Regions from separate parts of the Mus musculus genome. Here all the other regions are linked to region 2. Evidence: chromatin loops called from intact Hi-C (ENCODE). Cell type or tissue: left cerebral cortex. All regions are shown on one strand. Region 1 holds the start of Olfml3 (olfactomedin-like 3). Region 2 has its middle 55 kb from the start of Olfml3. Region 3 overlaps Syt6 (synaptotagmin VI).

The links. A loop is a pair of places that touch in the nucleus more often than their neighbours do. Peaks named below come from ENCODE experiments on the same cell type or tissue, not always from the same donor. Only the 100,000 strongest peaks of a DNase experiment are listed, where the experiment ranks them.
Region 1: a loop joins it to region 2, with 4 times the contacts of the local background. A loop is called at or near these places in 6 of 42 quality-filtered maps.
Region 3: it touches region 2 in a loop (6-fold over the local background); 2 of 42 quality-filtered maps call a loop at or near these places.

What each region holds. Positions count from the first base shown.
Region 1 is chr3:103,730,593-103,738,592 of GRCm38, forward strand. Olfml3 (olfactomedin-like 3) reads right to left here and starts at 7,409. Exons shown (of 3, transcript NM_133859.2): 1 at 7,230-7,409; 2 at 6,360-6,645; 3 at 4,802-6,071. The coding sequence starts at 7,343. The coding sequence ends at 5,251. LOC108168889 (a long non-coding RNA gene) reads right to left here and starts at 2,005. Exons shown (of 2, transcript XR_001783950.1): 1 at 1,660-2,005. In left cerebral cortex, CTCF peaks have their summits at 3,506, 7,270 (motif pointing right) and 7,892 (motif pointing left); DNase peaks (open chromatin) are centred at 3,601, 4,444, 6,659, 7,318 and 2 more places; H3K4me3 peaks cover 2,009 bases; H3K27ac peaks cover 3,880 bases.
Region 2 is chr3:103,678,653-103,686,652 of GRCm38, forward strand. No RefSeq gene overlaps it. Among named protein-coding and RNA genes, the nearest start is that of Olfml3, 55 kb to the right of the region's middle. In left cerebral cortex, no CTCF peak of the experiment used is centred here; DNase peaks (open chromatin) are centred at 3,992, 4,980 and 5,263; H3K4me3 peaks cover 500 bases; H3K27ac peaks cover 601 bases.
Region 3 is chr3:103,597,106-103,605,105 of GRCm38, forward strand. The region is part of intron 3 of Syt6 (synaptotagmin VI); the gene reads left to right. Among named protein-coding and RNA genes, the nearest start is that of Syt6, 26 kb to the left of the region's middle. In left cerebral cortex, no CTCF peak of the experiment used is centred here; DNase peaks (open chromatin) are centred at 4,074 and 4,589; H3K27ac peaks cover 244 bases.

The DNA.
Region 1 (8,000 bases), 52 kb after region 2:
AGCTACAATGGGATGAAAAGACACCATCATTAGATTAGGGTTTGTCACTTTGACCAATCCTGAGGCTTCAGTCCAGGGTAAGCAGGCCTGGCTGCATTAGGCATCATGTGGGGGGTGGGGGGTGAGTGATGAAGTAAAGGTGACTTCTATGAAGGTTGAGAAGACAGAGGAAGGGGCTGGGAGCCCAATTCTCTCTCTCCACAGGCTAATGCCACAGACTCACCCTTCTTGAACTAGGAAGGTCCCAAAGCCTTCCTAGTGACATCATCTGGGGCCCAAGCCTTCAGTACTTTGCAGGGCCACTCAAGATGCAAACTATGTGGACTAGAGAGATGGCTCCGTAGCTGCTCTTCCAGAGATCTGGTGTCTACTTCCCAGCACTTACATGGTGGCTCACAGCCTTTTTAACTTTAATTCCAGGGAGTACAACACCTCTTCTGGTTTCAAAAGGTAAGCAGGCATGCAAGTGATGCACAGACAAACATGCAATCCAAATACCCATACACACACACATAAAACAAAGCAACATTTAAAGAGCCAAACTGCAACAGCCATGAATGGATAGAGCAGGAGAGAAAGTGCCTGGGTTGAGGGGGAACCCTATGGAGGAGGCATGGCTTGAGTGAGGCTCCACAGGGAGAGCCACAGGCCTACCACAGGCTCTTTCCTTATTCTAGTAAACTTCCTGGGTTGTGCTCAAGGAAGACTATCCTCCGGGGTCGTAGCTCTTTCCTGGTAGCTCAGGCATGGAACAACTGGTTGGTTGGGAGGTAGGGTGACTATAAGTCACTGACTGGGGTGTAGGAAAGAGAAGCCCAGTTTTTAGGGCTTACACAAAGCCAGTAAACCTATACCAGGAGGTATGCAAGGATGCAGACACTTTGTGGGACCTGTGAGGTAGAATGTGCTGTGCACCCCCCACGCCCAGGAGAGATGGCTGTAGGCAGGCTGTGAACACTGACCTGGGCCAGCCCCTCTTCCCTGCCTGCTTCTCTACCAATGCCCACTTTGGCCCGCAGTCTGGCTTTCACCGTCTCTCCACAGCAGACAAAAGTGACTCCAAAGAGATGACTTTTTTTTTTTTTTTAATTGAGGAGGGAAAGTGCCCTTGGATCTAAGTTCTCTGATCCATCATTTCTAAAATGCCCAGAAAGGAGAATCTGACTTGTCCCTTCCTGAGCATCACAGCTGTGGTCAGGAAGTCTATTCTCAGAGAGGCAAATGTTCAAGGGGGTGGACCCCAGAGGCCCGGGAACTGTTCTGGCAAGCTGGGGCTGGGAGTCCTTCCCTGTTCCTTTCTCCCTCTGCTGCCCTTTAGTTGATACACACCGGAATCTATGTTTTCATTCTTCTGTGTAGTTATTAAATCCATAAATAAAGACTTAATCTCTGAAGCTCTGCCTTGTGAGTCTAGGCATTAAAGAGGGGGAGGAGAGATGCCGCAGCAGTTAGAATATCGGCTGCTCTTTGAGAGGGGACCTGGATTCAATTCCCAGCACCCACATGACACTCACAACCATCTGTATTTGCAGTTCCTGGGGTCCAACACCCTCTTCTGGTCTCTGTGGGCACCAGGCCTGCACAGCATACATCTAGACAAAACCATCCATATGCAGAAGACAAAGAGAAAAGTGAACTCATGTGTGGGAGAGAGCTTACCAGTCTTGGCAGCTGCAGCAGCAAAGGACGTGGCATCCTCTCCCAGGCTGCTGGCACCAAGAAGATTCCAACCAGATAAACAGGTCTTGCCCTCCAGCTGAAGAAAGGGCAGGCTTACGGAGAGCATGCCGTAAAGCAGCCAGACAGGCTGAATAGCAAGCCTTGGAGACCCAATGGAAAGGCCAGAAGGGACACTAGGGTAGTCTCAGCAGCTCTCAGAAGCTCTCAATTTTGACCTAAGCCAGCTAGAAAAATAGAGAGATATGAAAAGGGACACTCGCCGGGTGGTGGTGGTGCACGCCTTTTTAATCCCAGCACCATGGAGGCAGAGGCAGGTGGATTTCTGAGTTCGAGACCAGCCTGGTTTACAAAGTGAGTTCCAGGACAGCCAGGGCTACACAGAGAAATCCTGTCTAGAAAAAAAACAAAACAAAACAAAACAAAAACAAAACAAAACAAACAAACAAACAAAAAAGAAAGAAAAGGGACACTCCCAGGAGCCTCAGGACAGCTTCTGTACACGGCCAGGAAGAAAGGGGCCTGGAAAATCTGAGGCTGAAGGAGGAAGCCAGGGAAAGGGCTCTTGGTTCCTGACTAGCTCAGGTGTATCACAGAGGAAACCGGGACAGAGCTGATTCAATGCCTCTCTCTCTCTCTTTCTCTCTCTCTCTCTCTCTCCCCCCACTACCCCAGGCTCATGGGCCTCCAATTAAGTGGCGCGGACAAGCACTTCATTTTCCCTGGCAGGCACCAAGGAGGCAAGCACATTAAAGCAAAAAGAAGAGCTTTAGACAGTGAGACAGAAAGTTTGGGGGCCTGGAGTGGGGTGAGAAGGTCCTCTCAACCCTGACTTCTGCCGGCAGAGCACAGCTGGAGGACAGTATCTCCAGAGCTAGGGCCCTTCCTGGTTTTAAATGGTGGATGTCCTCTGGCCTGCAATTGGGGGAAAATGTGGAATTTCTTTGTGGGCTTTCAACTCACTCTCCTCCAGTAGGGTCTGGGTTTCCCAAGCTCTTTTAGCCAGCAAGAGGTCACAGCCTGTTTCAGCTAAGGGGGAGGCCTAGGAGATCTGGGGTGGGGCTGGGGGTAGGGAAGGCTGATTTTAATGATGGGATTCAGCTGCCAAGACTGTCTCCTTGAGCAGCAGATCGTTTCATTTGATGAATTTGGACAGTTCACGACATCTACCCACACAGCACCTCTCAGCTTCTGAAAGACTTCCAAAATAGCCCCCAGCCACTGTGCAAGAGCCAAAATGGGAAGGAAAAAAGAGAGGGGGGGGGGGGAGAGGGAGACCAAGTCCCTGCCCTTTCACATAAGTCTATGCAAGCCTTTCCAAGAAAATTTTCAAACAAATCAACGACAAAAAAACAAAAGTGAGTTGCTATTTTTTCTTTCCCAATAAGGATTCTGGCAAACGAAGATGTCACAAGCACACACCTGTTTGAAGGACCCAGGCTGTAGACAATGCAGCCATTTATTAAAGACACAGCCCATATACTTGCCTTTACTGATATTGCTTACATACATCACCTGAGCCAGCCTCATTAGGGGCATCAAAAAGGCACAGTCCCAGGCCCACCCTCTAGGCACGCAGCCACACTGGGAAGGGGGCAAGCTACTGCCATGTGCTCATACACGTGCAGTTGCAGTCACACAACACACTCGGAGTTCAGTGCCCTCCTCGGTCTTTCTCAAACCTAAAATCCCTTTCGGTCGCATGTACACAGCCTAACAAAGCCACTCATTTGTATACGTGCAGTCTCCCTGGGTAGCCCAGTCTCACACAGGTGCTCAGCCGCACAGCCATGCAGAGAGATGTGCACACGCACATTACACATGCACACAGCGCCACAGCGCCACTCTACACCTTGTCATCCCCTGGACCTGTTCTCCTCAAGGCCTCCACAGAGAATCCCCTCCTCCACAGCCCTCCGATATGCCCTGCGTTGCAGCCAGATGTTCCGTGGGCAGACCCCTCTATGGGCTGACAGGCGGTGATTACTGTTGCCAGCCCCACATTAGGAGAGAATTGAATGGGAGAGGGCCCCCACCCGCCTCAGGCTCCCTACAATAGCGCTTTTGTGAGGTGCTTTGCTGCCTTTCTTTCCTCTTCCTTACCAACCTACGTCAGGAGCAGCTCTGCCTGTGGAGAGAAGAAAGACAGACAAAAGGAGGAGTGTTGACTGATCCACCCCATCCTGGGTGGAAGGAGGGAGGGTTCTACTTGGGAGAGAAGGCTGTGTTCCTGTCCCCCTTCCTCCCTGGGTGATAATCCAGAAGGGCTGCCTGAGGTTAAACTCCCCCACTGACTTTTATCCATCAGCTAGCCTTATTTGTCTGGAAGTTGACCCTGGAGATGAGACCTGGGAAGGGACATCGTGCAGAGACCAGCAGGTTCCCAGAGATGGAATCCAAAGCCTCTTGCTCTTCCAATCCTTCCTGGATTGCCCCCCTGAAGTCGGGTGCACATTAGACCAACAGGGGTTAAGTTTCCAGGACTCCAGTTTCCAGGGCTGGGGTGGGAGGGTGCACAGCTGAGGGTGGAGAGAAGGAAAGTAGGGATGTGTTTGTTGGGGAGCTGGTGAGACAGACCAACATCTGGGATGGTCACTGCCCCTCCTCCCTGCCCAAACCGCAGACGCTGTGGCAGCAGGAAAATCGGAGCGGCTCAGACCAAGGATTGTGCAACCCAGACCCAGGAAGCCCCAGTGCTGGAGGTGGGAGTGGGGACTTGGGCTCAGAGACAGAATCCACTTCAGAGGTGAGGCTAGACACACATAGATACCGCACGCTGGTTTCTACACTAGATTCCACAGCTAGTAAGAGTCACTTTCTGGTTCAAAATCCACCAAGAGGTGGAATGGGAAGCCCTGGCTCTGGCTGGGCTCCAGTGTCCAGCAGTCAGAGGCTGAGTGCCATTGCTGGTTCTCTGCGGCTGCTGTGGAGCACATGAGTGTGGAGGGGGAGGCCTTTGTCCAACAGTGCCCCACAGTAAAATGTGTAACTAGAGAAGTTCCCGAGGGAGCTAAAGGAGGCCAGCCCAGCCCAGCCGTGGCTAAGGAGCAGAGACTGGGGCAGGAGGAAGAAGGCAGAGCCACGAGAACTCTGATCAGAGGGCTACCCCAAACACACCAGAGAGGAATGGTGGGTTTTCCTTTTAATGCAAACTGTTACCATACAAAGTGATGTGGGGAAAGCCCCATTCTCCCCTACACTGGAGGGGGAAGGGAGGGAGGGCAGCTTTGTCTCTGAGTTCTCTCCCTTCGGTCATACTGAGGGCAAGAATGCTGTCGCCTGCTGTCTGGGGTTGACCCTCTCCAAAGGACAGGGCTCTGAGTTTGGAACTAAACTTTGTGGACATAAGGCAGGAGTGAAGATTTAGGGTGTTTGTTTGCTGTTCAGTTCTAAAATGCTACCCAGGATCTGGAGTTCTGCATAAAACAGAGGGGCTTGAGAATTTGGTTGTCCTTTAGAAATTAGGGTATATGAGCTACCACCACTGGCCTTCGTTTTGAAGGATGAACTGCAGGAGAGCTCACAGGAATATAAATGTCTGGGCATAAGAATCAAGAGCACAAGGCTAGCTGCTTAAACTTCCTCCTCCTTCTTCTTCATCTCCAATTTGTAGACAATCTGGTAGCCATCATCCCAGGCATACAGCTGGCGCTCACGGGGGTTATAGCGAAGGCTGGCATGGGCACCATATCGGCGTGGAAAATAGGAGAGTGCTGCCCTTTCAGGGGCGAGAGTACCACTGGCATCGAAGGAACACTGAATACGAGCCCTACTGGCAGGGCGGGTGTTATAGACAACGTACAGGGTCCCACAGATGACAAACGCAGCCTCTGCGTTCTCTCTGGGACATGGTGTGTCCCACTGCTGCTCTGTGTCAAGTGTCTGTGGGTCTAACTTGGCTAGACACAAATGCCTGTCATCATCTCGAGTGGCATAGACAGCCCACAGGCCCTCCTCATCAGCTGCCAGGTCGATATATGTATCTGCTGTCAGGCCGTAGGGGGGTATCAGGCTCTCTGCAGGGAACACTGAGCTATCCACCACTGTTCGGTTTGCCAAGTGAAATTTGATCAGCTGCAGAGTGTTCTCCAATTCACCACCCCCTCCAGGTCCTCCAGGAGGCCTTCGAGCATAATAAAGGAAGCCACCGTACACCAGCTGCCCCGTGCCTACCCAGGGGAAGGGCACCCGAATTCGGGAAGCTTTCCGGGCAGCCATGGCAAGGGTGAAGTCACGCAGCCTTGGGAAGACAAAAGCCGTGTCGTTCTGGGTGCCGTCTAACACGTAGATCTTCTCTGCTGGCCCCAGCGGATCCTTGGTCCATAGGCCAACTGAACCACCAAACCGCTTCAGGATCTTCATTGACCTCACCTGAGCGACTGTGTAGCTACAGTCTGGTGGGGAAGAGGAGAAAGCACAGGAGAAGGAAACAGAGGCCAAGAGTTAGATGTGTATAACAGGAACTTCCCCCAGAGTGGGCCACCTGGGGAACAGAGACACACTTTTCCGTGCATGTGTCCACTCACGGAGGGTTGAGAGATGGAGTACCGATAAAGGACAGGCCTCTAGAAACTCTCAATGAATGTGTCATTCTGAAAGATAGAGCTATGGTGGCTTGGGACAAGAAGAAAAGCAGGAAAGGGGAGTTCTGAAACTGTCTGGACCTCTGTGAGATCACTTACCCGTCACCATATCGTATTTCTCATTTCTTCGGCCCTTGCCTTTGGCTCCAGGACCTCCAGTCACCTTCTCATCCAGCTCTACACAGGGCAAAGCTGGGTTCTGTGTCTCCAGATAGTCTACCTCCCTTTCAAGACGGTCCACTCTTCCTGAGATGGAGTCTGCTTCAGTTCTGAGGGTCTCCCGCTCCTTCTCTGCCACCTCCAGGAGAGGCAACATCTTGTTTTTGAAGTCCCGAAGCTCGGCAGCATGCCGACTACTCTGATCCTGGCATTGGGCCAGCCGTTCCTGAAGGGATCGGGGAGTCAGGAAGGGTGGGTTGCAGGTTTATAGCTCCCAGACAAGCAGAGGCCCAGCCAGGGAGTCAGGGCCAGGAAAGGGACCAGCTCAGCCATGCTCCCACAGCAGAGGAGACTAGTCAGTGGTACCATCCCATCCGAGGAACCTGGCTTAATTTGCCTGAATAAGAGTCCTTCACCTTGCGTTCTCAGTGATCTGAGCCTCCAGGAAATTAGGATGCTACAGACTTCAAATTGTCCAAAAGGGAGTAGATGTGGGGTGCGGGGAAGAAACGGACAGGAAGTTGCAGGCAGATTGCCTGGGAAACTTGAACAGTATAGCAGCATAGATGCAGCCCGATTCTGACTCTCATTTCCCCTGCCCCCTTATTCCATCTAATCTGAGGGAGCCGTGTTGCGTTTATTTGCTGGGCAATTGTCTTATGTTGGGGAAATAAAAGTCTGTAGTTAAGAGGCTACTCGTCATTAAGGACTTCTTACACAACCCGATCTTGTCACTCCCAGAGCCCTGACAGCTAGTTGCACCTATAGATGTGGACTCATCCTGGGTGAGAAGAGAAACAAGTCCCTCACCTCTAAGGCAGCTAGTCGGCGTTCCATGTACTCCACAAGGTGGTGCTGCTGTCCCTGAAGGGGTCCCGTCCATGACAAAAAGAAGAGGAGCAGCAGAGGAGCACTGGGCCCCATGGCAGCCTTAAGTGGGGCCAGAGGAGTGTGTGCATTCGGCCTCTTTCCCTCCAGCCCGTTAGCTCTGGGGGCGGGGCGGGGGCGGGGCCTCCTCCTTCCCATCTCTGGTGTCTCTCACTACTCTGGAATGCTTTCAGTCTCTTTACAACCCCCACCCCCTCCTTCCCGCCTGGCCTGATCAAACACAGATGGCCCCTTTGCACAGTCGCCAGAAGCCTTAACTACCAGCAACTTAGACTTGTGAGCTCCTCCGGAAAGGGGAGAGATGGCAATCTGGAGGCAGAGGCCTTCTGAAAAATGAGCAAGTTGCAGGAAGCCGAGACCCCCGGAAAACTCAGCAAACTCCATTCGTTTTAGGAGAGGGCTTCCAGTGCTGACTCGGTAAGAACCCAGCACCCTTCATTAACCTATCCCTTCTCCAGAAATAACAGAATGGATTTTCTGCCTTGTTCAGTGAAGCCAGAAACACAGGAGATGAGGTTTGAGGGGATGGGGGTTGGGGCAAAGGGAAGTCAACTTTCTATAGCTCATTGGCGCCACCTTGTGCTGAGCATTCTGGGGCCATCTCCCATGGCAAAGAAATCAGGCGAGGACTTCACCGTGTGGAGAATCTCAACCTAAGCAAGCCAAATCACAGGGCTCCCTATGGAGTACCAA
Region 2 (8,000 bases):
TGAGGATCCTACTTCAGGAAAAATAAGAGAGCAGTTTATTCTAAGCCAAATATGAGGGATGACGGTCCAGGATGATAGAAGCCACTCTGAGTCACCATAGAAGAGGTTATGTGAACTTGAACAGACACAGAACAGGAGAAAGTAATAAATCAGTAGATATGATTACCAGTCTCAGGAGCAGGAGTGTCAGGCAGGCTGGTGGCAGCAGATTGGAGGAGTCTCTTTGTATTACCTTCTCGTCACTGTGACAAAACTCCCGATAGAAGTGGCTTACCGAAGGAAATACTTAGATACAGACATTTCAAGTCACGGCTGGCTGGCTTTGAGCCTGAGGGGAGGGGGGCTCCCATAGTGACAATAGGACTTAGTCAGGAAGGGTTGTTCACCTCACAGCATGCAGAACACCAATAAACACAACTTTCCAGGCCATGCCCCAAGTGATCTACTTCCTGGGGCCATCCCTACCTCCTTTTTTTCTCCTACCTCCAAACAATAACGACAGATTAGTAATCTACATGGAAATTAGCCGTGGACTAGGTCAGAGCCCTTAAGATCCAATTACCTCCCCCAGACCCATCATCTGGCAGCCCTCAGTCAGCTCCTGAGTCTTTAGGGCAGACAGATGGGGTGATGGTTCACATCCAAGCTGATAGTACTTAGAAACTGCTTTTGCTATAAAGCAACTCGGGTTGACAGGTTTGGAGTTCCAGGGGGGTCACTGAGGCAGGTGGGTAAGAGATTTATTAGAAGAGTTATTAACTCCACAGACAGACAGACAGACAGACAGCAGCATGGTGGGACACCTTAGGAGAGTTCAGGCCCCTGTGACAGAGTAGAGGTCCCCTTCTTTTTTAAAAAAATAATTTATTTTTATTTTATGCACATTGCTGCTTTTGCCTGCACGTATATGTGTGTGAGGTTGCCAGATCTTGGAGTTACAGACAGTTATAAGCTGCCATGTGGGTGCTAGAAATTGAACTAGGGTCCTCTGGAAGAGTAGTCAGTTCTCTTAACCGCTGAGCCATCTCTCCAGCCCCAGGGGTCCCCTTCTTACAGGCTTGGGGGAAAGGAGGGTAAAAAGGAGATTAAAAAGTTTCCTTTTTTTGGCCTGCTGATGGTCATTGCTAGAGGTAACCATGGAATGGTGAGTTTAAGAACGGCAAGTGATGGATAAACACCTTTCCTGGCAGGCTGTTACTAGGGGTTGATAGGGTGGGCAAGGCAGAAGCCAGCTGCTTAGTTCTAGGAATCAAACTACTTCTGTTTCTGGAATTGTCATAGTTCGACAAAAATGGAAGAGCGTTACTAAATGGTGTGGCCCTGGCTGACGACGGTAGCTAAAGCAGCACAAACATCTGCCACCAAGGTCTGGGTTTTGTGTCTCTGCCTCCTTTATTTTGGCAGAAAATACAGAGGTAAGTCATTACCCTTAACCTTTCCTCTTGAGCCACACCTTGTATTCCCAGAACAGGTCGGCCCAAATGGGGGTGATTTTCCATGCTGAGGGGGCGGTGCCCTGGAGCAGAAGGATGAAGCTCACGAGAACCAGGTTGCTCCCATCAAGCAATGTTGGTCGTAACAACTTCAGGACCAGCTCACACAATCAGAACAGAGGCAGGATCCATCAGACCACATCTTAACCAGGGTTGTCTATTAATGTGGACCTTTCAGTTCCTACCCTAAATTTTTCTCTACTGAAGCCTAAAGTTTGTGTCACTAGGCCCCATCACCTGCTCCACCTCCCAATGTGCCACACTGACTCAATCTCTTCACCCCGCTTTGCACTATTAGTCATCTCTTTAATAAGCTTATATGAGGATGGGAGGCCCAGTCAGCATTTTGAGGATGTTGGAGCTTAGGCTTTTTCCATAAACTCCAGTTACAAAACTGCCACAGTCCTCTTCAGGCGTCAGATGTTATCATCACAGCACTGTTAGCGTCAGCCTTCATGGAGGTTAAGCTTCATAATACATTCCGGAAAATGTATCTGTCAGTCATGAGAATGTTAAGTCAGAATCAAGAGTTAAAGTAGTTGACTATAAGAGGTCCTAAGATAGTCCAAGATAATTTTGACTTGGACCTATAGCATCCCTTGTCTGCACAGCCACAATGTCTCCAAGGTCAAGTCCAATGTCATGTAGTCTGCCAGATTCTTAATATAGATACATTGTCTTCAGAGAACTTCAACTACCATGCTCTGTTCCCTAGGACCACATGATTCGACATGTGTATGGTTGGAAGCCTGAGATAAGGGGATCCCCCACTGACAAGAGGAATGACCTTGAGCAAGTCACAGAACTCCCCCCTCATGAGATAAGGATCTCACTTCATAACCCAGATTGGTCTTAAACATGTGCTCTCCCTGATACAACCTCCCAAGTGCTAGGATTATGAGAATTTGCCACCACCTCTCAGTACTCAGAGAACATTTTAATCCTTTGGTGCCTCCTTAGTATTATTGTGAGGGTTAAATAAAACCATCAGCGTAAAGGAACTTAGAATAGAGTAGGTCCTCAAATGACGGCTACTATCCTTGCATATAAAGGAACACAAGGACCAGGTGAGCATCCCTCATTCTCCAACCCTCCTCTTGGTCTCACTTAGCCCTCTCTACAGCTTCCTTAAAAGCCTTTCTTCTGTTGGGGTATTAGGTACTTTCCTAGTGTCATGATAGAACACCATGGCCAAAGCAACGTATAAAAGAAAGCATTGAACTGAGCTTGCTGTTTTAGAGAGTTAGAGTCCATTTGCTCTGCCACCTTGAGTGTGGCACATGGCAGCAGGATCAGTTGAGAGCTCACATCTTGATCCACAACCACAAGGTAGAGAGAGCTCCCTGGGAATGGTGTGGGCTCTTGAAACCTCGAAACCTGCCCCTAGTGGCATACCTCCTCCAACAAGGCCACATCCCCTTAACCCTTTCCAAATGGTTCCATAAACTGGGGACCAAGTGTTCAACCATATGAACCTATGGGGGCATTCCTCATTCAAACCACCACAATTGGGCTGTTCTTCCCCTCCCATTAGTTACTCTTCTCACCACTGTGACCATGAAACCACACGAGAAGCAACTTAAGTTGGGAAGGGTTCATTGTGGCTTTTAGGGATCCAGTCTATCGTGGTGGGGATAGCATGGCTGTCGATTGGTCACATTCCATCCACAGTCAGGTAGCAGAGAAAGATGAATGCTAGTTCTCAGTTCACTTTCTCTGTTTTACTCACTCCGAGACCCCAGCCAATGGGATGATCCTTCTCATATTCAAGGTGTGTCTTCTCTCTTCCATTGAACCTTTCTGGAAACATTCTCATGGTCACACCCAGAGGCATGTTGCCATGGTGATCCTAAAGCCCATCATGTTGACAATGGAGATCACTCATCTTGGGAGGGAGCAAGACTCACCCATTTTCTTCTTGGTCCTGCTACTCATTGAACTTATGAGCAGGAGGTCTTCTTAGCACTCAGTTCTCAGCTGAGAACAACTCCTGTGTGTTGAGGGAGGAGGCACAGGAATTGTTTCCACTGTATTTCTGGGTTTCCCTACAACAAATGCTACAGTCTGCTTTTCCCTGGATGACCTGAAAGTAAACACTGTTGGCTACAAAAACAACCAAATTCCTTCCAGAGCCTAGGATAGATAAGGAATGCACAGCATTCCCGTTAACACAGCCTTGATCCTACTTTGGGAAATTATCCCCATCTTATGCTACAGGGACATTTGCATCGTGATCAGCTTAGTTTTTAGTGCCACGTATCACCCTGTTAGCCCAAAAAGGCTTCCACCTGAAGCAGAAGGCTAATGATGCCGCTCCCTTGGCACAGTCTCCCTCTCCACAAGTTCTCCTTCACTAATAGTTGTTTTTCTTGCTGCACATCCCAACATGCGCGTCCATCTTCCTACTGTGAAGCTCAGCCCCTTGTGGGAACTCCCACTCAGCCTTGTTTTCCAGCCTGTGAGGCACTGTTTGGTCTCAACTCACTGCACAAATGACTAACACTTCCTAAACTCAGAGATGAATCAGCCAGGTTACCAGCTCCTGCCATCCTTCACACAGGCCCGCTGACCTCCTCCAGTGTCAAATGCAGTGCAGCGCAGCCCAGCTCAGCCTGGCCCTGGTTTCCTGGAAATGCAAATGCATCTTGTCCCTGTCTGCCCACCCAGAATGTACTCAAGCCCACATTTCCAGACCAGGGCATCCCAGGTTTGGGTTTTTCCCTTCTTATTTTGCTTTTACTCTTTTGCTGTACAGCACTAATGAAGCCATCTTCTGCAATGTTCAATCCCCATGTCTGACTATAACAAGATCTGCCCACAACTGAGCAATACAACACACCCCCACATCCCATAGAGAACCTTTGCAATCTATTATATTGTGACACCACAGTTCTCTAAAAAAAATTTTTTTAAACACACAATAACAACAAATAAAATTCCTTCCAGGGAAAGAGAAAGCTCACTCCCACTTCACAGACACCCCCTTCTCCCCCCCCCCCCCCCGTGAGAATTAATCTACCTAAATCTCAAAGCCTCAAAGTTCTGGGCCTAGCCAATAGCCAAGCGCCTGTAATGGGCTCCCCAGCTCACCCCACCTCACCATCCGCCCCAATTTCTTCAATCTGCTCAGCAACCAGAGCCATTAAATCTAGAAAACTAATTTGCAAGGAAAACAATGAAAAGGGCAATAGTTTCTCGGTCGGATTCTAATGTAAAGTCCCACCAGGACTGGAGCGTTGTAAAGCCCGGGGAGGGGTGCCTGGAGAGAACCAACGATTAACACTCAAAGCCCCAGCGCTTCGGAAGCTGACCCGATGCAAAATGGAAATCTGCCCTATCCCACGGGGGCCAGCACTCAGGTTCACATTATTTATCCTGCAAACCGAGTTGCTAATAGCAAGCAATCACCGGCTTGCTCCCCCGCAGATCAGGGGGAGCCTGCAGAGTTTGCAGAGCCATCCCAGGACACCTGTCTGGGTTACTTAGGAGCGGTGCTGTTCGGGAAAGGGAAAGGCAGGGAATAAAGCTGGAGAGTGGGAGGAGAGGACGAGCCAGAAAGGCCAGGAGGGGCTGAGCCGCAGGGAACGCAGCTGGTGGTCTTTGCCCAGCCCCTATAGACAGCTGACCTTGGTGTGTGTCGGGGTGGGGGTGGGGGTCGACTCTGCCATGGTCTGTTCCCCAGGGATGGGGGTGGCACTCGGAGATTGGTAGATTCACCTTGAGTCATCCAATGAGTCACTAGCAGAGGGCAGAAATAGATCTTATGAGCCACTGTTCTTGTCACAGCATCTTGTTTCTGCAACCAAGACTCCTAGGAGGGGAGGGATCAGAGTGCTGCACACAGCCAGGCTGGTTCATTTGATGAGAGGACTTCTTCCCAAGTCTGCTCCCATTCCCAAGGGAAGTGATTAAGAGCCAAGAACCAAATCAAATTCTCTGGCCAAGTCAGGCACTCTCTTCACATCAAGTACACCTGTTAGCCATCCCTACCGAGCAACGTCAAGTCCAGCTGGGATCCTCAGCTCTCGTGGGAAGCACACGCATCCGGGAAAGTTTTCTCTTTCCTCTTAACTTGTAGTCTTTTAGGGCTTAGGACAGAAATACAGCTGTCTACCTGACATCCCATACCTTCAGCCCAATGTCTTCAGAAAGCAGATGTAATCTTGTTAGGTACCCATTCATGGCTTTGTACTGTTTGGAAACTTAGCCTTTATTATTATTCAAGTACAGTTGGCTTTGGAAAAAATAGTTTGTTCTCAGTTTTCAAGAAAAAAGCAATCTGCCACACTATCCAGAGCCACATGGGGACACCTATGGGCATTCAGGAATAGGTAGGAACAGAGGGGAGTCCCCCTAAAGTCCTCTGCAGTATGGACCCATTGAGTAACCAGGTGTAGAATTAACTACATTTCAGCTTAAGCTGGAGCCTAGACACTGTTCCCAGTTGCCTCCTGGCTGACCGTGAGGAGATTAGAGCAGGTGGAGGGAGGTCCAAGGTGTGAAAGCCTGATTTTTAAAAAAGTATTTTGGAACATGGACTCTGCATTGGCTGATTTGTGCACAAACAGACCTGAGCAAGCAGTTTACGGTGTCTGATAACTGAGTGGTCATAGAAGGAAAGGTTTCCAAGAGACAGCAAAGCCCCCTGGGGACAAGGCATTTGTCAAAAGAACATCACAGGTGCTGCAATTACCTTTGTAGATGCTGCAACCATTTTATGACCCTAAGAGAAACCAGTTCTGGAGAAACTAACACCAGCACAGTCCCTAGGCCCAGCCTCTGATGTTCTCACACCATGAGCTAGCAATTGCCTTCCTGCTTCAGCTGCTTCTAGTCCATCAGTATTCTATACTAAAAATACCCTAAGACCATCTTTTCAGCTTACTCTAAGATCTGCCTGTGTTCTTGTTGCACTAGATTTGTTTATGTTGTTGAACTAAAATTGCTCTTTAGAGAATGAGTTTGATGTTTAAATTTACTTCACCCCACCCCAGCCACACCCCCATCCTCACCTCACCTCATCCCACCCCACACTCACACCCTCCACCCCAACCCCCTCCCCACCCTCCCCTCTCCCACCCCACCTGGGGATTACAGGAGCTGCAGATGGCACAGAGTGTGGCCCATCACATTATTTTCCAGTTTTGAAGGGCTTGGCCTCACTTGTTGCTATAGAATCTTTCCAAAATCACATAGAAACAGAAGACCGGTATTCTGAAACTAAGAAGATGGTAGCATCCCATGTATGACTCCTGGCTCTTCCCTTGAAGCTGCAGTTGGCCTTAGGTGGGTGACACTCTTGGAGAGAGGACATGATTCAGTATAGGTGAAGGAAGTGAAATATAATTCTATTCAACTGCAAGACCAAGTCAGAGCAATCGAGAGCCACTACCTGAGAGGACAGGGTTTCCTAAGGCTGCAGGGACAACAGATTTGTGGTAGAGAGCTTAGGTAGAGCACCCAAGGCATGGAATTCACATCCTCAGAACTGAAGGAGCACACACACACACATGCTTGCACAAACATGCACACGCACACATACACTCACATACACGCTCACACACACAAACATACACACATGCACACACACATGCACATGCACTCATACATACACACACATTCACGCTCACACACATACAAACATACACACATGCACACACACATACACACATACACACATGCACACACACATACATACATGCACACACATATATACACATACACACAAATATGCACACACACATACACACACAAACATGCACTAATACATATACACACAAACATGCACACATACAGAAACACACACATACAAACACACACACAATCATGCTCACACACACAAACATACACACACATAGGAACATGCACATACGTGAACACATATACACACACACACACACACACACACACACCAATGTTTTGGGATGAGCACTAGCCACTGTCCAGATATGTGACCTCTGCCAAATCACATCACAATTCTAGGCTTCAGTCTCCTCAACCATGAAATATGGGAATTGAACTAAATTATTTCTGGTCACTTCAGATTCACTTTAAAAATCTTATGATTCTAAATATAAACAGATCGCCTCAACCTTTAAAAAAAAAAAAAAACTAAATGTCAAGCACATGAGATCATAAGAACCAGTAGTAGATGGTTTTGTTCTACCGAGATAGAAAGGCTAGTGCTGTCCATCACGTTAATATTGTTATCATGGGTTGGAATCGGCCTCTTTTCCCCAATCTCCAGCACTTCTAACGGTGAGCTTAGTTGGGAATACGGCTGCTGCAGATATAACTGGCTAAGACAAGGTTGTATGGCCATGTTGGAGTAGGGTCAGCATTTACTCTAAAATGAACGATGTCTTTGCTGGGCCTGGTAGCTCACTTGTAATCCCAGTACTGAGGCAGGCAGGTTTCTGTAGGTTTGAGGCCAGCCTATGCTACATAATGAGTTCAAGGCCAGCCAGGACACACAGTGAAACGTTATTTGATGGTTATTTATTGTCA
Region 3 (8,000 bases), 82 kb before region 2:
AGCTCAGTGGGAGCTTCTGTCTGTCTGATTGCCTTCACTAGATGCTCATTTTCCCTGCTGCTCCCTCAGGCTTAGCCCCATTATCCTCATTAGTCTCTGGCTGCACTGCTCGCTCTCTCCTGGTACCCTCTCAGAGTACCCTCTCCCTGGACCAATGGGTGGAAGCGCCCACCCTCATTAGATTCCTTCTATCTTGGTCAGGCAGACATTCCATATTGGAGATATATACATATACACATACACACACACACATATATATATATATATATATACCTCTCAGTGTCTAGCTCGGCATTCTAAAGCCACCAGGCTTTGACCTTCCTGAGACTACCTGAGGTACCAGGATTCCTCAAGCAGAGGACTAGAGACAACCCACCAAGCACCCAGGAAGGGTAGGCAAGTATTATTTACTAGGATTCCATCCCATATGAAGTCTTCACTAGGATCCTGATGGTATGGGAGGCGAGCCACATGCTCTGTGTCTGAGCCCTTCCTTCTGCAGAAGTAATGGATGTGCACCAACTATTCCATACCCTTCATTCCTGCCACTTGGGACCAGCAGCCTTTCTTGGCTACCTGGGGTTAGAGGTTTCCTATGTGGTGCTGTAAAACAAAGCTAATTGGTCCAGACAGGGCTGTGACCTGGCTTTAAGCGTAATTGCTCAATAGCGCTCTACTGGCCGTGGGTGTTCTTATTTCTAAAGCTGTCCTTTTGCAATAGGCCCTCCCTTGTAGCTTTGAGGAAAAGGCCTTATGATTGCCTGAGGCTCAGAGCAGTAAGACAGTTCCCCTCTTCCTGTGACAAGTCCCTTAGCATCTACAAGCCCTGCTGCCTGCGTGAGTTTGCCTGCTGCAGAGCCCTGCTTCCACTGGTGACCACAGCACAACCCAGACTTACCTCCCCCTACTCTTGCAACTTGCTGCAGCATAGAGCTGACTGGGTAAGCCCACACTGTCCTGTACCCAGCCCTATGCACCCCTCGTTAGTATACTATACCTCTCAATGGTATAAATAGCTAATCTTTGCCTTACACGGGAATGAATGGGAAGTCATTAGGCAACCAGCTCCTGCACCAGGCCTAAGCTCTGCTCCTCCAACACAGGTGCTCCACCACCTCTCTACCTTACTGAAGAGCACATATGTGCCTGTCTGCTTCTTCTGTCCTCTGATAACACACAGTGACATTTTTCCCTGGAGGGATGTTTCTTGGCCCTCTGGTCACTGTCACAATTTTGTGTTGTGTCCTCTAAATCCGCAACAATTCAGAGAGACCAGGGCCTTGGGGCAAACGAGTGAGCAGAATCACAACAGATTTGAGGTGTTGGGGCCATTTTGAGGCAGACTTCTTGTTTCCTGTGGTCCACAGTGTTCTGACTCTGATCTCATTCTTGGTCTTGGAAAAGGTCAGGGCTGGAACAGTCCTCAAAGATGATCTAGCCCAGCTTGCACCCGCCACAGATAAGCACATTAAGACTGTGGGAATCACATGACTTTCCCAGGTGACTGCATAAGCTACTGGGTAAGAGACCTAGATCTCACAGCCACTCTGTGTCCTTCCTGCCACCTGCCCTGACTCTAGTTCTTCAGAGGGACTTCTCTTGCCCTTTTTGTTTTCCTAACACCTCACGTTTGTCCCAAGGCTCCCATTCTATCACTGCCTATACAACGAGCTGCCAAAGGGTACAGAAGAAGGCAATATCAGCAGGTGAAACAAGACGAAAAAAGAAGCCAGTCACCAGTGTGCCTTTGTGCTGAGCCAGCATTAGCCCCTGACTCAAAACTTCCCCTGTGCATAAATATTAATACCTTGAGGGAGAAGGTGGCATATGAGCTACAGAGTCTAGGTCAGGCTGGCCCAATTGCTAGCATTCTTTTATGGCATTTGACATATCATTAAAGCAGTAGCCAGCCCTCACTCAATCCCCAAGCCCCCCAAGCCCCACGCCCATCTGATTCTCATTCATTCTCAGAAGTTGCCCCCCTCCCCCCAGTAACCATGCTTTTCCTCTCATGTCTGAGTTGATATCTACTTATTCTTCATGAATATTTCATTTTTTCCCTTTCTAGACAAAGTCCCTAAGGTCTTGAGTGTCTCTCTTGAGCTGTATTGACACTGAGGGTGGAGTGATTTCCATGGAATCCACTTGGCCTTGGGATGAAGGCCAGTTGCTGGGACTGGAGGATACTGTTAAGACCGTTAGCCTTATCTGGTCGGCATAGACTAACCTTTCGGGTAGTTTTCATGGCTTGAGAGATACTAACTTACGTCAGAGGTCTTCCATGTCTGTCATTTTAGAGTTCTGTCCCACTGAGGTTCTGAACTTGACATAGCCTAGACATCACCAGTGGGCGACTTTGAGAATGGTTTCTAATAACTGTTGTGTATTGTCAACTCAAGACATTTGGGTGGTGGGCGTGGAGGCGAGCTTTAGAGAAGCAAGAGGACAAACCTAGATGACTGGAATGTGTGGACTCGTGATTGCTGGTTTAGCGATAGCCACTCGGTCTCGAGTGTGACATGCTAAGTGCCAGAGACTAAACGTAATCCTCACTTCCTGTGGAGAATCCTCAGTTTCCGTGGACTTAGGCAGCCTGCTCAGGGTCACTGGGTGAGTGGTCGGGGTCATCCTGGGCGAGTTGACCTTCCTTTGATCTACCTCTCTGAAGCTGGCTAGAAGAAGGATCTCCCAAGATGCCTGCTTCTGTCTTGGAGCCTGTATATTCACAGCCCCCTCCCCTCCCCCAGCTTTCCCATTGTCAGAAATGTCATTTTCTCTGTCTCTGAAGACTCTTCCTTCAGTGACCCAGTCATTGTGTTCCTGGCCAGCTCCACACACCCTCGCCACACAAAGTGAGTGACAGTGTCACCTGGAGGAGTATTTACTCTACCAAGGCCTCATGGTGCCCCGACTGACGGCCACACCTCTCAGTGCGACCACACCCACCCTTCTGTCCCCCATCCTCCCCCCCCCCCCCGCTTCCCCAGTTCCAGGCTTCAAGATCAAATGCATAAACACACAGGACCCCTCTTTAGACTGCTGAGGATAGCTGAGCTTTCTCTCCCCAACCTCCATGTCAGCCTCCCCTTCCCATCAAGACACCATGGCATAAAATGAGGTTGCTACCTATTGCCATAGCCTGTTCCCTGCATCCTCACCAGGAGATTGTCTGTGCTTCTCAATGACATCGATTTCCTCGTATCACCTAAGCACTGTTGACTCTTGCAGGGCCACTTGGCTGCAGGTGGTGCAGGGGTCCCTGTTGGGAAGATGAATTCAACTGTACCTGAGACTGAAGGCAGGGGTACCCACTCCCCATCTCAGCCCATCCGGTACTGCTGGTGGCTGGCTGGGAGTCTGCTAGCTCTTACTCTCCAGCTGAGGCCTGAATGGGGTGGTGGTAGGGCAGGGGGACGGGTAAGAAGAGACCTCATAAGGTCTTTCCTGGGGATACAGCAGGGCTATGAGGAAACCACAGATAAATACGGCAAAAAGAGAGGGTACCAATTCCCAGAACTAGACAGAGAGTTACCAGAGAGAACCAAAGGAGTTACCGAGGGAGGAGCCTGTGAAGAGTCTCACCTTTGGGCGTGCATTTTCAGGCCTTGTCAGTTGATGGCCTGTGCTTACTTTCTTTTGGTCACTCTAGCACTCACAGCTCCTTTTTAGACCACCAGGTAAGTCCCAGAGACACTGGGAAAATCAAAAGAAGGGCTGGGGTCTAAATCTGGGCAGTTGTGAAGACAGAAGTATGTTGGTAGCCAGGATCAAAGATCAACTTAAAAGGAGGATTGCTGCTCCAGTGCCCTAGCACCCCGGCAAGCCTCCTTGAGGCCCCTCTGTGCCTCTGGAAGCCTCTGCCCAACTGGAATAACGAAGGCTACCTGTGTGGAAAGAAGTTGTCTTTGTCCCATCTGCACCAGACTGGCCAGGGGCTCCATCTCTCCCCTGGAGTCATGGTTGAGTCATCTTAGTGACACATTGGGCTCCGCCAACTTCAGAGGAGGAAAACAGCTCTGTGGTGTGTCATGACAATGTGAGACACATTTCTCTTCTGGAGAAGTTGGGGACAGGGCTGGCTTTGTGACTTGGAAGTGCCGCCCCCACACCATCAGCAGCGGTCTCCCGCTGAGTCACTCCCAAGGGCCCTGTGAGGAGGAGAGCTACATTGGAAAGAGCCCTACCACCCTGCTGAGACTGCCCTGTATCAAGACAGTCAGTCAGCTGCTGCTGAGAGGTGGCCGGCAAGCGGCAAGCAGAAACGTGCTGGGAAGGGCACAGAGCAGCCAGCACTTGTGCCCAGAGGCCACCATGCATGTGCAGCTCTCTGCAGCTCGAAAACTGAGGCAGGACAGGTTGCTTTGGCATCTTGCAGGTGGAGATTAAGGCTCTGGGTGGCTTCTAAGGGGAATTTATGAAGACCAAACTTTCTTCCTGTTTCTAGTGCTTTGGGGTAGGATTGTGCTATGCCAGGAAATGCAAACTGTGGATGCCTTAATAATTCAGTCTTGCTGACAAGGCAATTCTCATTCTCTCTCTCTCTCTCTCTCTCTCTCTCTCTCTCTCTCTCTCTCTCTCTCTCTCTCCCTCTCTCTCTCTTCCTTTCCTCCCTCTCTCCCTCCCTCCTCCTCCCCCACCAAGGCTGGGCAGACACCCAACTCTCTTCAGGGAATTAGTGTACCCTAAGGAAAAATATTCCAACCTGATTTGGAAGGTTTTGTTTTGTTTTTTAAATCAGAGAAACTCTGGCTGAACTCTGTTTCCATTTGATGAAATAGGAAAGAGGAGTTAACATGAGGGTACGTGCACACACACAACCCCTTCACATGAGTACCACATTGGGGAATCAATGAGAGACCCCCCACTTTCTCACAGTGAGAGAGAGAATAGCCCATTTCACTCTTTCCTCCCAGGGGACTCCAGCCACCTCAGAGAGGGATGGTTTTGGTAGTAATGAAGCATACTTGGAAGAAGAGAGTTTCTAGGGGCCCTTGTGTCCTGGGAAATGGGTATCCTATCAGTAGCCAAGAGAGTGGTTTTAAGCCTCACACTGCATCCACAGAGCCTTGTGTCTCACAGGTGATTTCAAAGGAGGATAAAGCTTACCCTCCCCCATCATGGCCATGGGATGCTGATAAGGGAGGCCAAAGTCGGCCAAGCCGTACTCAGGGTTTATGAGGTCTGGGAAGGATTTTGGTATGGGCGTAGACTCAGTGCCAGCAGTTCCCAAGAACTTTTGTGAGCATGGTTCTGACCCTGCCATGCAGGGCTTGAAGCTGTCCTTGCTTGTGTGGCCTCCAACAAATATTATCCGCTATTCCCTCAGTAACCAGATGTGGAAAACAACCACTGCCACAGGCCTGAAATTAGAGACTAGAGACCCTCAGTGAAGGAGAGGGGCTTCTCAGGTTATGGTCACGGTTCACTGCTCCTGAATCTAACAACAATAACACCTAATATGTTTATAAAGAACTTTTCAAATACATGGCCTCACTTCACCTTCTCAATACAGGAAGAAATCCATTTTGTAGATGAGAAGAGCTGGGGCAACTCCCTGGAGCCACATAGCTTTAAAGTGATGGAGCAGAGAAGCAGGATTGAGATCAGTTTCTCATTTGTTTATTTATTCATTCATAAAGCCTTACTCGCTTACGCACATAAAGGCTGGCCTGGGTCTCACTACATCACTGGGCTGGCCTGGGTCTCACTATATCACTCAGGTTGGCATGAAACTTGCAACAATCCTCCTGCCTCAGCCCCATAAAAGCAGTACTGGTAGATACGAGGCACCATACCTGTCTGAATAATTTAGGTGCTATAAAACCCTAATATATTTTTTATCTTCCTTTGCCTTAAGGTAAATGGTTACATACTTATTTTAGATATTTTGGAAAGAAAGAAGAAAAGAGAGGGAAAGAAGCGAGGAGAAAGGAGAAGGTAGATAATATTTTTCACAAAATCCTCTGTTGTTAAAAGGCCATGTGAATGCAGTAGAGTCAGGGAGGTGCTCTAGAATGCTCTCGAAAGAGGTTCAAATCTGTGATGTTGATGCACCAGCTGGATGAGGCCTAGAAGTTTCTAGAATTAAGTAATTCTCAAAAAAAAAAAAAAAAAAAAGCCCAGAAAGTAAGACTGGAAAGATGTCTCTTCAGATTTGCTGCTGTTCTCCCAAAGAACTTGAATTCAGTTCCCAACACCCATATCAGGCAGCTCACAACTCCCTGTGCCTCTCCTGGGCTCTGCACACACATGGCACACACACACACACACACACACACACACACACACACACACACATTTAAGAATGCCATAGGGAAGGCAATGATGTATTATTAAGAGCAGAAGAAAGGAGGTGGGCAGGTGGGTAGGCTCACACAAGTGGGGCAGTGAGACTGGGCTGGTGGCCACCATAGGCCATAGCTACTGTTCCCTTGTAATCAGAATCCTGAGGTGTTAGGCCACTGGTCTCCTCTTACCAGATGATAAGGCCTCCTACAACCTCACAAGGAACCATCTCCAGCCAGATAGCTTTTTAGTGGGCAGAGTTTCCGGTGAGCCGTGCCTGAAGAGCAGGTAGCTTGAATCTGTCTTTGAGTTTCTTTGTACCATGCAACTCTTTTTCTTTTTTTTAAGATTCATTTATTTACCTTATGTATATGAGTTCACTGTAGCTGTACAGATGGTTGTGAGCCTTCATGTGGTTGTTGGGAATTGAATTTTAGAACAGCTTGCTTTGGTCAACTCTCCTTCTTCAGTCCCTGCTTGCTCTGGCCCAAAGATTTATTTATTATTATACAAAGTACACTGTAGCTGTCTTCAGACACCCTAGAAGAGGGCATCAGATCTCATTATGGGTGGTTGTGAGCCATCATGTGGTTGCTGGGATTTGAACTCAGAGCTCTTACCCGCTGAGCCATCTCACCAGCCCGTACCATGCAACTCTTGAGTATCTTCTCAGGGACACAGCTCTGGGTCCCAGGGAGGCAGCACTGTTTTTCCCAAGCTGGGTCAACTATTTGTGATGTTGATAATTCAGGAACAGGGATCACATCTTGCTATCAGTAACAACAAGCTAATAAGACAACCTTGTTTCTAGCACACTGCTGAATCTACAATACCTTTTTAACCTGTATTGTTTCGCTTAATCCTTAACAAATTTTTATACAAGGCATTATCCTAGTTTTGCAGATAGAGACAATTAAGCTGAGAGAGACTGGTTGTCTGAGCATGCAGGGAAATAAGAACTTTCATTTATTTTGTTGTCACTTTGTAGCTAGCACCCAAGACAAAAGCAAGATTAAAGATGTGCTTAAAACCTCATGCAACTGTAGCAAAAGGACACGTGAAAGGATGTCAGATGGAATCCTGCTGGGGCCTCCAGACAACAGGCACACCCTGCCTTCACACACTGCTGAGCTGGAGGCCTTACATTTGACTTGAAGCATCTGGCAGCTAATGCAGAGAGGGAAACATAGGCACAGAATTCAGCATCCATTAAGTAAAATAAACCAGATGCTAGGAAAAAAAAAAATGGTCCTAGAATTGGAGGCAATGGGAAAAACAACACATCAGCATGGGGTGGTTCAGAGCTCACGTTTTGAATTCTGAAACTTTATTCATCTCATTAAGACTCAGTTTCTTCATCTGTAAAGTGGGAGTAATCATAGCTTCAAATTAGCAAAGTTTCGGGCTAGCTAAAGCAAAACTCTCAATAAACCAAACAAAAACAAAAACAAAAGAATTTCATTTATTAGGCATGTAGTAGCACACATCTGTAATACAAATGATGGAAAGATTAAAGCAAAAGAATCATGGCAAGGTCAGGGCTAGGCCAAGGCTAGCCTAATCTACACAGTTGTTCCACACTAGCCAGGACTGCACAGAGACACCCAGCTCAAAAACAAACAAACAAAAATCATTTATTTTCACATAAAAAAATTTATGAGCTGGTTTTAAAGGAAGTTTAAATTTCATATCATTGTTATCATAACTAATTGCTA